2 separate regions of the Homo sapiens genome follow, and region 2 is linked to region 1. The links are chromatin contacts, found by Hi-C or POLR2A ChIA-PET in ENCODE. All regions are on one chromosome and are shown on one strand. The core of a region is the stretch at or near the end of the contact, and the rest is flanking DNA. Distances in the headings are between cores, read along the strand shown.

Region 1 (3,903 bases), core at 501-3,000:
AATAGAAAATCTTTTCAATGAACTGGTCATCTTAATAAAGCCAATGATGGCCTTGGAACTAAAAGAAAGACAAAATAAGCTAATTCTTTAACTTATCAAAATAACTGTTTATGTAAGGTATATGTGTTTTTAAAAGAAGCATAAGTCATTTTTTTGTTTCTTCAATTGAGGGGTGACAGATCATATAACTTTTATATCAAGCATCTTCAAAAGAATTTTTCGAAACATCTCAGTACAAGAGGTCTTTTGGATGTAAAATAGTATGAAGACAAAGTTGATAGTACAAGGACAGATAGGTAAATAATTAAATTTTAAGATTTTTCAACTTTGGCTGTTTTATCTATAATATTTATTTAAAAATCAAATAATTACAATTCTATAGCAATACCAGTCAATGTTCAAATGAGTATTTCTGTAACAAAATGTTCACTGCCTACCAAACGGCCACATGGAGATAAATCTGTTAACAAAACTTTTTTTTTTTTGATAACAGCATCCTCTGTGTTCTGACTTATAAATTGGGTCTCTACCATATCTCTTTTTCAGCTCTTTCCTCAAATTCCTGTAAAACCAAATTCACCCTGGCTTCCTGACCAGCTTCCTTATGTCACTGGCCCATTTCCCTTATGGTCCCACTGTCTGAATCTTCTGGCCTAGGAATTTGGAATCATATATAGCTCAAATTTATTAATTACACAGTTACTATGTATTCAACAATCCTATAACACGAGTATTATCAAGATCTTCAGTTCCAGAGAGATAAGGTAACTTGCCTACAGGTGTCCAGCTGGAGGCTGGAAGGGAAGAGGGTGGTCTACTCTCTTCCTTCCTGGGTAGGAAGGCCCTGAGTCCAGGGCAGGATGTGGTGTCAGTCTCGCCTACGGGAAGGCCTAAGTCTCCTGATGCCCTGAGTCGCAGCCCACTCCTCTCACTATAACCATTCCTGCAACAATGGCTACTTCTGCCAGTTCTTGAGTGCTCTCCATGTGCTAAGCCTGGGACTCAGTGTTTTGCTTCTTTCTATTCCTCAAAACAACTCAGTAGGTGTGCTCACCTAATTGTTCCAGGTTAGATTGCAGCTTCCCAGAGTAGGATATCTATGTTCCTCAGCCACTTCTGGGGCCAGTGCTGATTTCCCTGCCCATATTATTCTCTGTCCTAACCTTTCATCTCCAAATGTGGCCCCATCCTAGAGGTCTGGCTGAAACCCTAGGCCTTCGGTGAAAGGGTTTACTTTACTTGAGTGTGGCTAACCTCTCTTCTCTTAAATCCTTTTGTGCTTAAAGTCAGTACCATAGAGACAACACATGTTTGTAAAATCTGTAAACCTTCCCAACCAGAGTATACACTTTTAAGAAGCAGAATTCAGGCTGAAAAAATTTATTTTTGGCTTATTGAATCCTCCACGGAGCCTACGGCCACATTACACATAGAGTTGTCTAATACATCACAAAAAAGAGCAGATTATACTTGTCAATGGAAAAAAAATAAGCCCAATTTTAGTAATGTAATCCAAAGTCTACAGCTAAAGTGCTAAAATCAAAATGGTTTAAAATACAAAACTTCAAATATTAGATTTTAATATATTATGTGGAGAAGAGAAAGCCAATCAGAGTGAACAACAATTACATGGATTTGGGGTAGTAAAGAGACTGCAATGTTGGAAGAAGCTCACAAGCCTGGGGGAAGGATCAGAAAAAAGCTAGCCTGCCTCTGTTGTGAGGGGAGCCAGCACCTCCTTAGAGAAGGCCCTGCGGCCTGAGAGTGCACGTTCCTGGGCTGCAGACAGAACAAATACAAATTTGTACAAAACTGATAATCATCTGCATTTCCCCTTTGTGTGCAAATACAACTCACCACCTGTTTTAAAAGGTCAACAAACGGAAGAAGTCTCTTTTGTTTTACCACACTAAGAATCACCAGCTTATACATGTAGGCATTTATTTTGTTTCTGCCTTAACACCCTAAATAAACTACACTAAAGGACATATGATGTTTAAATAGCCTCTGGCTGGAAAAATTCATGCAGGGGATCAAGTTCCCAAGAACTAAGTCCTTGCCCAGCCCTTGGCTGGAATTTCCTTCTGATGGGCATGGATCTTGTGGGGAGGACAATGTGACCACCTGCTTAGCTGTGCAGGATCCTGCTGTTGCTTGGCTTCCAAGAAGGGGAGCCCTGCAGGCACTGGCCTGTGCTCACCACACACCTTTGGACACTCTAATTCAGATTCTCCAATCTCAGCTCTTGCCTCTTCCATACTCTGGCCTTCTCACCTATCTCATCACGATGCCTGTATAGCCCACAAATGGGGAAGAGATGCAAATGGGGATTATTTGCTGGATGTAATAACGGAGCTGTGGTGAGCACTGTGGAGAGCAGGTAGTGGTTCCTTTCACAAAGGGAACACGGTGGTAGAAGGGGGATGTCAGAAGCTAAATATCAAGTCTCTTGAGCCCCCGAATGAATGAATGAATGAACTCAAAGAGCACCACTTGTAGGATCACCATTTCAAACACCAAGTAGAAATCTATATATTTTAAAAACAGTTTTAAAATAATTACAATTATCTCAAAATGTTATAATATGCATTGCTGTAAATCCACTTTGCAAAATTAATGAGTAATTTAAAAATTCCAGCAAATCTCAAATCCACTGCTTTTCTACTTAGAGGTGTTATATGCAAATGAAAGATTTCCTAACACAAACATCTGCTGAAGTGGCACAGACATGCTCACAGTCTTTGTATCTACTTGGCAGAGAGCAACAATATACATCCACTTTATGTCATACCCATAGTAAGCTCCATTTTTTTTTAATTAAAAGCCATGCTTGGGTTAAGAAATCAATAAAAACGTCAATATCTGCATGGCCCGAATCCAGAAGACTCAAGTGATTAATCTAAAGCATTTGCAAAATAGAGTAATGTGAATTTGGACTGCAGAAGGTCCAGTTCTGCCATTTTCCTGAATCACTGTATACCTTTCTAAAACCATAAGTCCCTTCCAAATTAATTAGCTTATCAAACTAAAATAAAAAGCAGTTTTAAAAACCAGCAAAATCTCATCATTAATGTATTTTAAGTGGCATATGCTGCCAGTGACTAAAGCAATTTAACTGCTTCAATGAATCTTGTGTCACCATTACCAGGCCTCACTGCTGTTAAGTCCCATCTACTGAGAGAAAATTACCAGGGGTAAATGTACAATTAATTTCACACAGGCACCAAATTCATTCTAAATACAGCTTCCTGAACCTAGCTCATGTTTTAAATAATATGCCACAGAACATATGATTAAGAGGGTCTCTATACCATTTTATATAGACTATAAAACCAAGAAGCTCAGGCAATCCTACAAAGTACACACTGCGTAGTAGTTTTGAGAGTTGGAACTGGAAGGGCCTTGCATTAATATGGATGCTGATGTGAGAATAAAATATAGGCATTTATAAGTCATGCTTAGATTTTACATAAAAGTATTATAATGCAAGCTTAAAATGCCACATCTAATTATACTGTATTTTATTTCATTAAAGTTATCCAGAAATAAAAACATGGACAAATTCTACCTGCAAGCTAATTACCAAATCCCCTTATTAAAAAGCAGGATGCTATCCTTATTCCAAGAGTCAGGCTGCCATACCAATTACCAATTCTAACAAGGCTTTAATTCCAGAGTTTTGAAGCTGACCCTTCAGTCCATTACGCAACTCTATACTGACTCACTAAAGTTCAAGCTACTTAGAGAGGAGACCTTTGGAGAGAGAGCACTGGGAATGAAATGGTGTCCCAACAGAAGGTTCTGACAGGAGGGAACACATGAGGTCCCCAGCACCTGCAAACCACAGGAATGGCTGGAACCACCAGCAACTGGTGAACTATATTACCCAAGGTAGAATGACAT
Region 2 (3,903 bases), core at 945-3,444, 44 kb before region 1:
TCAGTGCACTCTCCAACTCCTAGGCACAAGTAATCCTCCAGCCTCCATCTCCCAGGTAGCTGGGACTACAGGTGTGTGCCACCATGCTTGGCTAATTTTTAAAATTTTCTGTAGAGATGGGATCTTGCTATGTTGCCCAGGCTGGTCTTACACTCCTAGGCTCAAGTGATCTTCCCACCTCGGCCTCCCAAGTGCTGGCATTACAGGCATAAGCCACCGCACCTGGCCTGCCTTATTTTTCTTTATAGCATTTATCACTAATTGCCATAGTAATTATCTTATAGTAACTAAATATATGCAGGTTGGATTATTTGCATAATTCAAAAACCACCATATTTTTGGTAAGTTACACTTATTTAAAATATAACCAACATGTCTCTTAAAAAGTGTACTAGCTTCTTAAGCTTAGTCAGATAGTATTTATCAACTTGCACAGTTCTAAAAAAATGGTAAACATCAAAAGTTTAAAGGCCAAGGCAGGCATTTATTTACGCCTTCATAATGTATCTTTAATCATCGCTGGGGTCTACTGCAGGCAGCCCCTGTGTGGAAACCAGGGATACCTGACCTACAGGATACAACCCCTGTCCTCAAGAAGTCCACAGCCTATGGCAGAGTTTGCACTTTGGAATTCAGTATTTTCACATTCATTCTTCAAGATCTGAGTCATTCCCATAAATTAAAATATTCTATTTTACAGCTTGACGTATTGAACAGGCAGCAATAAAAATGAATCGTTAAGAACTTTATTATACTGATATAAAGTCGTTTGTACCATTACATAATTTGCATATTGAAAAGGTCCATACCGTCATCAGTAACCTTTTTCAGCTTTGATGTCAAGCCAAATGAGAGATACAAAGAAGCAAGGACTTCTTCAAGCAAGGATGGTGATTGTTACAGCTCAGTATCAAAGAACTGGCCAACTGTGCCCCCATCATTCAAATAGGAGAAGGAAAAAAAAATATGATCAAGGAAATGAACCCAGTCATTAAACAAATGAGGACAGGAGCAAAAGCAGGAGTGGAGGAGAACAAAACAGCAGCATTAAGCAGAGGCTCACACATGCAGATGAGAAACTCATCTTGGGAGTGGTGTAGCGGCAGAAACAGCAAAGATTTACATGGGTTCTAATCCTGGTTCTATTACTCATTAGCTTTGTCATCTAGGACAAGATATTTAACCTCATAACCCTAATTTCCTACCCATAAAATAAGCTTATTAAAGACATTACACCTCATAATGTGAGGATTAAATGAAAGGATGTGTGAGGAGCGACTGGCACAATGAAGACACTTGCAAGCGGCAGCTGTCACGGCTGACTCCCCATTTATCCAGGAGGCCTGGCAGAGCATTTTCTGGTAGCCCCAAATTAGCTGAATGCCCTCCTTTCATATGTTCACTGGCAATGTTTCCAATACTCATTACTAATTTTAGTTCCACTTGAAAAGCTGGGTGTGATGAAGCTCAGAGAAACAAGTTGCATTATTATTCTTAGAATCATCTTCCAGTTTAAGTATCACCAAAGGATAAATAATTATGCACCTTCCAGCTATAAAATATACGTTAAGGCTGAATAAATGCACATCCATCTCAAGAGTCCAGATATAGAAGCTCATCTGCCTCCTAAACTCTGTAACACTTGGAGGATCATTTGTTTATTCTTGGGACAATCGTTTACTGAGGCCCTCTATGTGTGAGACCCTGAGCTAAGGGCTGAGAATGAAGCACATGTACCCTAGAACTTAAAGTATATATATAAAAAAAAGAACAATTGCTGCACTGGGACTATGGTACAGAAATAAAACAGATGCACAAAGAATAACTAAAAAGGTGGGATTGCTATTGTAACCTGTGAGCTATTGGATGTGATAAAATTCAATATTCTGAAGCTACAGCCCTTTGGCAGGATATTTAATGGTGAAGCACTTGTAGTGTAATGGTATCCATGTTGACAGCCACAGAAGGATCCACTTGTGGCTTAGATTTCAATACAGGAAGTTCCTCTGCTGATAATGACAGTGAATATCGTCCCCCGATTCATGAGTAGTATATAAAATATGAAGATGACTAATACTTCAGGGTGGAGAACACAATAGTGAGAAGCCATTCCTCCTAGGTTTGCAAGTAAACAGCAGGAGGCATTTGCAGACTGTATTAGAGGGGAATTCCAGAAGGAACCAGCCTAGGAGAAGGTAGGCCCATAGTAAACAATGAGCAAAGCTTAGACAAGGCAGGCAGAAAACTTATCCAGACCTCAGCAGAGATGATTCATGTTGTCACACCTGTTATAAAATATTTGTACTACTTGCTTCAGAAGGAAGTATCTTTTTATCATTTTGGGGTACATATTTATAATTAAATTAATGTATGGTTAACAGTTCATAGTTCTTGTTCTTAACAGGCATATATTAATCTTCAACTTTTGCACTATTGCATAAATTCTCCTTGAGTCTAAGAGCTCCTCTAGGTACTCTTAAGGAAGCTCTCAGGACTGTGGGCTCCTATAGCAACACCAGGTGAAGAGTCCAGCAGGCTTAGAGGACAGGTTAGGCGATGGGCCTTCAGGCCCCTACTCAGCAGGCTGATGTTTCCCTTTCATTCTGCCATCAATTATGATTGAATGTAGTGCACATGGCACTGAGGATGCAGCAGAGGCAACATGGGGCCACCAGCTGATCTAGCAGGGGCCACTTTCTGTCTGGATCTGCTACTTTATAACAAGCTGTGATTATAAATAGTACAAGTGTTGGTTGAATGCATCAAGATGAAAGTGATTCAACATCTCTGCATCAGTATGTACTTGGTGCTTTCTATTTTATTTACTGATCACATTATCCATGTGAGGTGAGTAATTATGAGGTTAGTTTTACACATGTGAACACTGAAGACCTACCTGAAACATAAGCAACCTTTCAAGGTAATCTGGTATTATAGGCAAAATAACTGTAATTAGTAAGTCATGAAACTGGTATTCTGTTTGGTCTTGAAGCCTCTGCTTTTCCCACAAAACCATTATAGGTCTTGACACATGAGTGGCAACTGCACAAGTGAAGAGGAAAGGCCGTTTCAATCCGAAGAAAGCACAAAAGCAGAGGAAATTTTGTAACTCCTAAAAGGTGCTACACACAATTACAATAGTAATATCATCTCAGCTACTAACATTGACCCAAAGTTGTTTTTTAGAACAATGTTTCTATAAAGCACTTTGAGAAAACATTTTAAAATGACAGCAATAAATTACTTGGCTCTATTTTACAATTCATTATTATAAATAATAAATAATTTATATTTAATGTGAAACTACTAGAATAAGCATCTCAGATTAGACAAAAACAGATGTGCAGGTAGTAATATCGATGCATGAGCCAAAGGAAAAAACTACTTTATCTTGTTTTCTCTGTGTATATTACACTGATACGTCACTAGAATGCAAGGCCAAGTAGAATGGTTAATTATATAAGCATTATTTGCATTAATGCAAATGCATGAATTTCATCAAGCCCCTATAAACACACAGGTGTAAGTCTTGGCACAGCAATCAGACACCCTGCTGCCAGCCTGAGTAACTCGCCACATGGATGCTTATATTGTTTTTTCTAGGGCAAGATGATTTTATATAGTTGTTGCTAATGGATTTTATATCACTGGCCTGTTACCAGTACCTCCTACATTTCTGGAACTAAAGTGTTTGGAAAATCTATGGATGTAACATAGCCTAGAAATCTATTTCATAAATTTGATCACCTCTAATATAAGATTTTAATGTAGAATTTGAGCAGATGAAAAGCAGGAAATTTTAACTAAAGGCAAAGTAAAAATTAAAATTTATATTTTATTAAGCTGGAAAGAAACCAGATATGCCTTTTATCGGAGTGCTATGTTTTGAAAGTAACTCCCATG

Evidence for each region. A loop is a pair of places that touch in the nucleus more often than their neighbours do. ChIA-PET counts read pairs that join two places held with the same protein, here RNA polymerase II (POLR2A).
Region 2: a map of PC-3 shows a loop between it and region 1 (7-fold over the local background). The contact joins two enhancer-like sites. A Hi-C loop is called at or near these places in 3 of 168 maps with a recorded cell type or tissue (PC-3, PC-9 and natural killer cell) and 2 of 37 single-sample maps with no recorded cell type. POLR2A ChIA-PET finds 5 or more read pairs at or near these places in 3 of 52 experiments (activated CD4-positive, alpha-beta T cell, activated T-cell and activated naive CD4-positive, alpha-beta T cell).

Annotation. Positions count from the first base shown.
Region 1 is chr3:16,993,283-16,997,185 of GRCh38, reverse strand. All of the region lies in intron 1 of PLCL2 (phospholipase C like 2), which reads right to left. Among named protein-coding and RNA genes, the nearest start is that of PLCL2-AS1, 59 kb to the left of the region's middle. Within about 2 kb of position 1,750, at least 2 of the 41 ENCODE cell types and tissues checked have a DNase peak (open chromatin) inside an H3K27ac peak, as active enhancers do; they include PC-3, where a contact is called at or near this core.
Region 2 is chr3:17,037,987-17,041,889 of GRCh38, reverse strand. The region is part of intron 3 of PLCL2 (phospholipase C like 2); the gene reads right to left. Among named protein-coding and RNA genes, the nearest start is that of PLCL2-AS1, 15 kb to the left of the region's middle. RefSeq lists an enhancer at 1,678-2,877. Within about 2 kb of position 2,194, at least 7 of the 41 ENCODE cell types and tissues checked have a DNase peak (open chromatin) inside an H3K27ac peak, as active enhancers do; they include PC-3, where a contact is called at or near this core.